Linked DNA regions of Homo sapiens: regions 2 and 3 are each linked to region 1. A link is a contact called in ENCODE Hi-C or POLR2A ChIA-PET data. All regions are on one chromosome and are shown on one strand. Each heading gives the region's core, a stretch centred on a gene start or an enhancer-like site at or near the end of the contact. The rest is flanking DNA. Distances are from core to core; before and after follow the strand shown.

Region 1 (3,208 bases), core at 304-2,803:
GTTTACACAAGACAAAAATTGAGAATTGATCATTAGATTTAATAATGAAGAATTCTCTCGTAACCTTGATACACATAGTTAACATGGAGTGGTGGGGACAAAAACCAGATTAGATTTGGGTCAAAAAGGAATAAGGAAGAAAAGTAGAGATAAGGAGAATAAACAAATCTTTTGCAAGTCCTTTGAAAAGTTTTGCTCTAAAGAGAAGCAGAGAAATTAGGTGGTCACGGAGAGAGATGGAGAGGGCAAAGGAGGATTAAAAAGATGGGGGGCCTTATAATGTGTTGACATATTTATGAGAATTCTCTAACAGGGAAGAGAGACAATGAGGCAGGAGAGAGGGCTCACTCCTCAAGATGATAGGAGGGGGTGGGATCTAACGCCTAAGTGTCATCGTTGCTGTTGGTTAGCAGTAATGACAGCGTATCTGTGGCAAAACAGAGAAAAAGCAGAATGTATGGACTGGCACAGATATCAGTTGTTGAGTAAAGGTGATGGTGGCAGAATGGGGGGTTTCTCTTTAATTTCTACTTAAAAAATGGAAATAGGGAGATAAGGAAGCGAGATGAGGCGTTTTAGAAGAAAGAAGGTGGGAAATAAACATCAAAGATGGTGGGAGAGAGTGGGGTTTGGACACATGGAATCTCTGATGGGCAATATTCAGGTCCACGTGCGGCTTGTGGTCATGAGTTTAATGTGGAACCAGGCAGCGTCTTAGTATGCTTTTCTTTGGTCTCTTGCTGCAGTCCAGGCACAGGTGTGAAACTCATCAATAATTGTACCTTACACGGCTGTACTCATGGGTGGGCACCATGTGCACACAGCCATTGCAGGGACTGCATTTCCAGCTCTTTAGGAAGCCCACAGAAGAAGCACACTGAATACAAGTTATTGAGGAAAATCATTTACTCCCAAAGAATAAGCTGTTTCCTTGATATTCAGTTATTCAGTTCACATTGAATTTTGACATTCTTATTTTCAAAGACATTTATATATGAGAAAGTGATATATTTATGCATTCTTCAGCCCATGTAATTCTTCAATTTTGCTTAGGCACATTTAGCCAAGCCATCTTCATGACCCTTAAAACATGGTAACTTTATTTAGTGCCTACACTTCAGAGTGGGCAGCTTTCAACTAGAAAGTTGTTCATTCTGCTGAGTCAGCAGTGTGCTGAAAAGCCAGAAAGGGTTAATGCAGCTATTTCTGGGGTTCATAGTATCTCCTCCATGCCAGGATATTGCTTATTTTATTATTAAAAATAAAAATCTTTTGTTTTTCCCACAAGGTTGAGGAAGCCCTTAAAGATCGATCTGTGTCATCCCAATTTCCCTTCTTGCCCCTTCCTCCAGTGTCAATTTACATTATTACTCAACTTGCATGACTATTTCTTACCTGGTATAGCAGTATTTGGAAGAGGCCTTAAAAGCTGAGGGCCCTGGCAAGGAGGAAATGAGTGAGCCTTATTCTCCTAAACATCTTTTGCAACCTCCTGTGGTGAGTGCAGGGGTTGCTCTGCGCTTCTCAGTTCTTGGGCCACTCTTGGGCAATGGGAAGCTGACTGTGCCCATGGTCACTAATGGTCCTTGACACGGTGTTTGTGTTGAACTCTCCAATGTATGCACGCGTTGTTGGCTGTTATTACTTGCGACGCACAGGTGCAGGAAATACCCAGGGGGCTTCCCCACAGATCTGTGCTATGCACATCGTCCATTCGATGACACCCTGTACTCTTTCACACCCCGCCCCCCCTCAAGTCTTCCCTGATAATGCCAGGGCAGGGACATTCTGTTCTGAGCTCATTAGTCAAGAATGTCACCAGACTGTCCTGAAGAGGGTTTTCTCTGGTGTGAGCTCTCCGTCGTTGGGAAAGAAAATCTGAAAATCATGCTGTCTTTCCATGAGTCCAACTCAGGGTTGCATTCCCTCACCTGTGTCCAGCCACCAGAGAGATCCCCTTCCAACTACAGGGAATTCACAAAAATGCCCAAATTAGTGGCTCCCTGACAGACAGAAGAGTTTAATTGGTTCCTGGAATAGTGATCTTTGAATTCATTTCTCCGAATGGTTCATGATTTTGTTTCATTTTTCTGGGAAACGCAGCCCTTCTAGTGCACTCATTTGGAGGAGAGTAACATTCGTGCCTGCCTGCAGCCTGTTTGCAGGAATCTCTGGGAAAGCTATAGGGTCAAGCATTTGATTCACAAATATTTATCAAGCGTCTACCCTTTGCGCTGTTCTTCAGATAAGTGATTCTCAAATTTTGCTGCATTTTAGAATCCCTTGGGAGCTTAACAAAAATCCTGATGTCCAAGTTACAGTCCATACCAAGTAAGCCTCTGGGGATGGGACCCAGGCATCTGGATTTTTTGAAGCTCTCTGGGTGATTTCAATGTATACCCACACTTGGAACCTATGCTTTTTGACAGTGCTCCTCAACTTTAATATGAACACAAGTTACCTGGGGATCTTGTTAAAATGGAAATTTTGATTCATTTGGTCTGGGGTGGGGCCTGGGATTCAGCATTTCTCTAAAGTTCCCAGGGAATCCTGATGCTGCTGCTCTACAGACCACATTTTGAGTAACAAGCAATAAAGTTCCTTTATTCCCAGATGTGTCCAACTTTCCCGGCTCAGAGCCTCCACACATGCTATTCTTCTTTCCCTGGAACTACCTCCCTGAAACTCCCAGCCAAGATGCCTCTCCATCCTTTGGTCCTCCAGTTTTACCTCGCCACCCAATATAATCTCCACCTTCTTTCTCTAATTCTGTATCACTGTGTGCTTACTTGCTAGAATTATCACATCTCATAATTATTTATTCATTTTCTTGTTTCCTTGTTTTCTCAATGATCTCTCCCACTAGTGCAAGTGCCAAGAAGCCAGGAGCCATGTCTATTTTCTTCTCTACAAGTTCTACTCAGTACCTAATTCAGTGACTAATACAGAGCAGGAATTTGACAGATGCCTGTTGAATGAATGACAATAGGGGATTTTGGACAGTTGGATTAATTTTTCCATTTAAGGTAAGACAAGTAAGGTAAGACAAGTAATCACCTGGAGAGCTTCAAAAAATCCTGATGCCTGTGTCCCATACCCAGAGGCTTATTCGGTATGGACTGTGACTTGGTAATAAAAATAATAAAAGTAACAGAAGAGAGAATCTTTGAGCATGTCTTACCTGGCCATTTTCCTGACATGAATGTTG
Region 2 (3,208 bases), core at 181-2,680, 220 kb before region 1:
TCTGGAAAAAGCCCAGGTCTTATGCTGTGTTTGTGCTGAGTTGCTCCCTTACATGTGCATTGTTTTGTTTTTCACTAAAGGTTTTCTCCATATTTCTTTCTAATTAATGTCAGTGTTTTCCAAGCATTATCTTCAGTCTTTTCCTTTTAAGGATCCTAGACCTGTTCTCTACTCTGCCAACCACACCATACCCAGGTTATCATTCACCATCATATTGTGCCTGGTCCCTGGTTGATAAAGAGTGTTCATTAAAGGGTGATGTGAAAATGATGTGATGAAAGGCCACAGACCCCTTCTGAATTCTTTACCACCCTTAGCAACAGCAGGCTGCGCGGTACCTGTCTTATCTTTTAGCAGATGGAATTCATGTTCTAATTCTCAATGGAATAAATTAGGGGATGTTGGGAAACGTTTGCGTTTAATGAAGCAGGAGGAATTATACATTTTTATAAGCCAGCCATTAAAATGTGGACATTCGGCATTTAAAAGAAGTTTCTATTTAGTTTAAAACTAGCAACTTGAGCTGCAATGATAAGAAATGCTCATGGGAAGCCTAATCCCTCTGCTCCACTGCACATTCCCTTGTTTTCTTGCCATAAAACATGATATAGCCTCGGGAATTTTGTTCTCCTGTTCTTGGGGTATTAGTGACTACATTTTAGTTTTCACCTTTTGTGTCAAAATTCAAGCCGCCAGCAATTTGCTTTTCATCCTTTGATCCGAAGAATGTTTTCGTCAACAAATGCTGGACTTCAGTGCACGGAATGTTAATGTGTACCCTCAGCCGCCAGCTAGGAGAACCGTTTAATATGACGAAGTGCAGTGAGAAGCATTATTCTTGTTGGAGTTTAAGTACTTACAGTAAAGATGATGTTTGATCACAGGTTTTAAAACCTATATCACATTTACTCTTAAAAATAATTTAGGTGCATTTTTAAAAATTACTAGCAAAGCTTTTTTTCCAAATGAAACCTGTAGAATATATTATCATCGGGATTTTTATAGAACACATTATTACTCTTTTTAAGAAACACTTCCATGTGTAGAATATGAAACCATAATAGGCTTTAGGATTTATACTTAAAGCAGTGCTAATATTATTTTGAATGACACGCACGTGACACAGTATTTTGGTTTACTTCCTAAAGTTAAACATTAAACTCTGCCCCATTATGTTTTTAATGATGATTTTATCTTTAAAATATATATATATAATTGTATTCACATTCTTTAAAAAAATTTTTTCCCTAGGTTGCCATTGTTTATCTGGCTTTCAGAGCAATATTTCTAAACATATGTGAAAAACAAAAACAGGCAAACTTCAACAACAAAAGAAGGTTGCTACTGAGTGTACGTGGGCCAGGTTGCTACCCTCGGGAGCCCCTTCTCTCAGGGAGCCCCTCCTGCTGCTTTTGCGACTCCGACTCTTCCAGCAGGTGTCACTGTCTGGCAGCAGTGGGCGAGCAGGTTGCGGTTCACCTGACTCATCTTCAAATAATAACTTTTAAAATTTATCTTTAGGGAAGTTGTTTGACGTAAATGTATCAAAACTTTGACAAAAATGTTGCTACATCATATGCCTGATTTTTCCCTCATGAATTGAAATTCACAGAAAATAAAGGAATTAATCTTGTGCTGATATAAAATTTTATTGAGTATTAGAAACATTTGTTTATAATGAGAGGGGAATGTGGCTGGGAGGACATAATTAAATGAAACTTTTAGGACCATTTATTTATGAATTTGCTAAGCAAATATAGATTCCTTAGGTCTGTTCTAGAGTCTCTGATGGCTGCAAAGGGGTAAGCCACAGTGCTTACCCTCCTGAAGTATTAGTGTGTATTATACACACCAAGAAAGGAACAATTGTAATAGAAAAGGAGAAAGTCAGTGTATCTTATTGGCATAATGACAGGGCTCCTAAGTTCATAGAAACCTGTTTTTGAATCCTGGCTTTGATGCATTCTAATCATATACAGTACAAGCGTCTTAACTTCCTTGTGGACGATGGGTGTGGTATCAACTCTGTCATGGGTGGTAATTAGGTTTAAACCTGGAGGGTGATGTGGCATAGATGTTGGCAAACTTTTTAATGTCAAGGGCTGGATAGTAAATATTTTAGGCTTTGCAAGCCACCTATTCTCTGTCATGAATACTAAACTGTGACTGTAGCACAAAAGCAGCCACAGACAGTATATAAAGAAATGAGCCTGGCTGTGTTCCAATAAAACTTTATCCACAAGAACCAGTGGAGAGCCACATGCAGCTGGTGACCATAGTTTGCCAATCCCTGATATAACCATTACTCACCTGTAATCCCAACACTTTGGGAGGCCGAGGCGGGTGGATCACCTGAGGTCAGGAGTTCGAGACCAGCCTGGACAACATGGTGAAACCCCATCTCTACTAAAAATTCAAAAATTAGCCAGGCATGGTGGCGGGCACCTGTAATCCCAGCTACTCGGGAGGCTGAAGCAGGAGAATCGCTTGAACCTGGGAGGCAGAGGTTGCAGTGAGCCAGGATTATGCCACTGCACTCCAGCCTGGGTGACGGAGCAAGACTCCAAGACTTCATCTCAAAAAAACAAAAAAAGACAACAACAAAAAAACCAGTTACTCAACATAGTATCATAGTTGTTACATTAAGTAACATGCAGTAGCAAAGTAAGCAGTATCACAGAGTCATATATGACAAGTGTTTTGAGTCCATAACAAGTCCTCGTTCTTGTCCTCGCAGACTTGTTGATCCCAGGCAAGGCACTTTTCCTTTCTGGGTCTTTTATCAGTACGACTTTTGATTCAGCAGCAGTAGTCTTGTTTAGGGGGCAGGGGCAGAGGTTAAGGGGGACAGGGAAGTATATAAAGGACTTTTATTCTTATGAATCCAAACAGAGGGCAGAGTTGTCTGTGCTTTGTTTTGGTGCCATGGATGTTTAAAAGGATACCATTGTCTTCTGTTCATTTAAGCTACCCATTTTATCTTTTCTCTGTTACCCAGAATATCAGTCCTGTTTAACAAATATGTAATGATTCAAAATTCATTTGCAGGTTTTTAAACTTTGACAGTGGTCTCCTCTAGCAGAGATTTCAGATACTATGTATTCAGAGACAGAAACATCATTCTGTGCTTATCTCAGTGAAAGAAACCCAGGAAAGGAATCCCAGCCCCTCCTACATCCTCTCCAAGCTACAGGCATGTGGCTCATCC
Region 3 (3,208 bases), core at 278-2,777, 140 kb before region 1:
AAGGTCAAAAAATTTGGTGAAGGGATGTCTACACAAGCCTTTAGAAAGCTGTTATCAGAGGATCAGCTAGAAAACAATCTTAGAGCTAATCCTTTGGCTGGATCCAAAGAAAACCCAGCAGATTTAAGTTTTCTCTTTTTTCTCTTTGTTTTCCTTTACAGGGGTATTTCCCACAAAAGCCTTTCAGTTGCCTTCATCCAAAGTTATAGGTCCTGAGTCCTTTTCAGCTCTTTTATTCTGTCTCCAAGCCTAGCCCTTCCTAGCTCTGTCCTCCTACCTTTTCCTGATCTTTTCCATTTTGCTTGTTTTCATCAGGGGTTCCCCCTAAATCCCTCTTAGCATCCCCTAAAGCCTAAATGTTCATGGATGGAGAACTTCTTCTGAGGGAAAAACAAGACTGATTCACAGAATTCTAGCATTAAAGAGGACTGTAGAAATTATCTAGTCTACCCGCCTTCTTCCTCCACCATTTTACAGGTAAACAGAATTCACGAAATTGCCCAAGGTCATGTCCAGGTAGCGACTGCACCAGGACCAAAGCTCTGTCAATAATAACTGCAAATTGGTTGCAAAGTCCTTTGGACAATTCAAGCTGCTCTACCTACCTAAGGCACTATGATTATTATTATTATAATACAGATGTTATTATACAGAGCCGACCGCATGGGCAAGATTGCTGCTGATGATGTGTGTGATGCCAACTCACCAAGACCCAGTGGCATCACGCTGGCATGTTGAAAATAAAAAGGGGTGACATCTGCTTTACATACAGAGCCTCATGACCTGTACTCATAGCTGGAGGCATCAGTCATTGCACTACGAGAGGAAGTGGGCTTTGAAATACCTTGGGGTTGATGTCCCAAGAACACCCTTCTTCCGCTCCTCCTCCCTGTACTCCTTGAACTGCTGCTCATGGGAGCCTGAGTAATACAGAAATTGGAGGACAACCACACAGCACAAGTGTAGGTTTGACAGGAGTTTACATAATGCTGTAGGAAAAGAAACCAAATAAAGGCTTCAGCTTTGCTGAGGCTCTCCCCATCCCCCTCACATGCCAAATGCTCCTTGTGTGGCTCACACTCCTTGGTCTTCAGTCAGAGAGGCCAGGAGCCCACCTATACATCTGTATCAGGGTTAGGAAGTTGGCTCTTGTTAACAATGTTGAATGCACTTTGCTATTCACTACTTTTGTGGTTAGAAAAGCCTCCTGATATCAAACTTTAGAATCAAGCACCACCTTGTGGTCTGATGCATTTATTAAACTGGCACAATTTGAGAGCTGAAACTGGAAATGCTCCCTCAGCTGGTAGTAGAGAGCCAGGATCTGAAAACTGACTCCCAGGTGGCTGCCTGGAAGCAAGAACCCCCAAGGTGTCTTTCTGCTGCTTCTCTGGGTTCTCAGACCAGTTAACAATGACATCCCCTTTCATGGGGTGAATCCCATGTTCCTGACACTAACACATTATGCTAGATATGTATAGTAAGTAGCCAACTTAATCCTTTCAAAACCACAGGGAAGTGTTTCTTATTACTTCAACTTTTAAGTGAGGAAACGGAGGCGGAGGTCACTTAGTGGTCCAGTCACAGACAAATGGCTGGGCTTGGATTGACTTGGAAGTCAAGTCTTTCTGAAGCAAAAGTCTCTGCTGTTAAACACTGCTCTGCTGACCTCTAAGGCCAAGACCAAGACCAGGGTCCACTTCAGGCTCTTTTGGGGCATTTTGGCTCTTGGCTGCAAACCCAACCAGAACTGCCAGAATCCTACCTGGAACTCACTCAAGGTGCTAGAATTAACCTGTTCTCCAAGGTTACATTGATCAGGAAGGTTTGCATTCAGAGATGGGGACTTCATTGGTGTCCATGGACCTACTGAGATAGCCAGAGTTTAGGAGAAAGTTTGGCTTTTGAGGATGGGCCAGACAGCAAGTGACCAGACTCTAGATCATTCATGAAGAAACAAAACCAGAAAGAGATATTTGACAAACATTCACTTGGACAATTACAGTGCTTCCTGAACTGAAATTCAGTTATTCTTTAAAAGGATGATTTTATCATATTCATTGTTTGAAGGGGAGGATTGGAGTATCTGCTTGGCAAGTGAGTAGTAGTAATGTGGGCCAAGTCATGTTAGAAGGGAGATCTCGCCCCTGGTCTTGTTCCAGTGATACCATAAGTGTTCTTGGGTAAGTCACTTCTTTGTCTCTGGGTCTCCATTTTCTCATTCGTAGAATAGGGGTTGGACTTCACTAAGAGGTAGATGGTTCTAAAGTACAGCGCAATTGTATGGAAAATGTGAGGCAGGAACCTCAGCTTTCTCCGTTTCCTTAGAAAGTCTGTCCTGCTCAGGCTTCCTTCCTATTCTCCACTGAATCTGCTGCTAATTTTGGTAACATGGTGACTTCCACATAGCAATGTTTACTAACATGTCTAAGGACAATGATTATCGGGAATATATGCTTCTCTGTTTTTCCAAAGTAGATAAATCCATATAGTTCATAACTCCCTGACTCTCCATACACCAAAAAGAAATACAAAAAGTACCATGAAAAGAGGAAGCACTGCCATGAACGGTCTCCCCTTGAATGGCTAGTATGTAATGCCAAGACAGTGCCTGTTCATTTCAAAGCCTCTCCCATTCTAGTTCCTTCCTGTGCTCTCACTCCGAATTTCTTACTTGAGATCGCTATTGGTTGAGCCATTCTTTTAACAGATAATCTGTACTACAGTAGACTCTAAAACAGAGCTGTCCAACAGAACTTTCCGCAATGTAGAAAATGTTACTTGTGCTCTGCAGTGGCCATAGGTGACTATTGAGCATTTGAAATGTGGCCAGTAAGACTGGACCAAGTGTTTACTTTTATTTAATTTTCATTAATTTAAATTTAAATAGCCACAAGTGACTGGTGTCTACCATATTGGACAGTGCAGCTCTGCAATATTGCCATCACATAGGCCTTTGTTGCAGACATTCTGATTTCTCTGAGACACAAAGCGTACATCATAACAGGGCTATCCTGAATACTGGCTTTACAAGCAGACTTTCAAAAGATTGTTTCTCCATGTTTTTCTTGTATACAAGATTTCATAACAATAATGGTATGTCAGTCTTTTTAAACTGTATTCTGTTTGAGATAACTGAATTGTTTCTTGACTTATTTCAACTGAATAGTTGAAAAGGAATCCCTATTTGATTCCATGGGAATAAAAC

What was found. Hi-C counts contacts between places; a loop is a spot of excess contacts on that map. ChIA-PET counts read pairs that join two places held with the same protein, here RNA polymerase II (POLR2A). Pooled maps may share reads with other maps.
Region 2: a loop to region 1 is called in a pooled map, with 4 times the contacts of the local background. The contact joins two enhancer-like sites. A Hi-C loop is called at or near these places in 4 of 37 single-sample maps with no recorded cell type and 5 of 50 pooled maps.
Region 3: a map of PC-3 shows a loop between it and region 1 (21-fold over the local background). The contact joins two enhancer-like sites. A Hi-C loop is called at or near these places in 1 of 168 maps with a recorded cell type or tissue (PC-3), 2 of 37 single-sample maps with no recorded cell type and 3 of 50 pooled maps. POLR2A ChIA-PET finds 5 or more read pairs at or near these places in 2 of 52 experiments (WTC11 and activated B cell).

Annotation. Positions count from the first base shown.
Region 1 is chr6:12,368,393-12,371,600 of GRCh38, forward strand. No RefSeq gene overlaps it. Among named protein-coding and RNA genes, the nearest start is that of EDN1, 80 kb to the left of the region's middle. Within about 2 kb of position 1,554, at least 3 of the 41 ENCODE cell types and tissues checked have a DNase peak (open chromatin) inside an H3K27ac peak, as active enhancers do.
Region 2 is chr6:12,149,586-12,152,793 of GRCh38, forward strand. The region is part of intron 7 of HIVEP1 (HIVEP zinc finger 1); the gene reads left to right. Among named protein-coding and RNA genes, the nearest start is that of HIVEP1, 140 kb to the left of the region's middle. Within about 2 kb of position 1,431, at least 2 of the 41 ENCODE cell types and tissues checked have a DNase peak (open chromatin) inside an H3K27ac peak, as active enhancers do.
Region 3 is chr6:12,232,949-12,236,156 of GRCh38, forward strand. It overlaps a transcript of EDN1 not described here. Among named protein-coding and RNA genes, the nearest start is that of EDN1, 56 kb to the right of the region's middle. Within about 2 kb of position 1,528, at least 3 of the 41 ENCODE cell types and tissues checked have a DNase peak (open chromatin) inside an H3K27ac peak, as active enhancers do.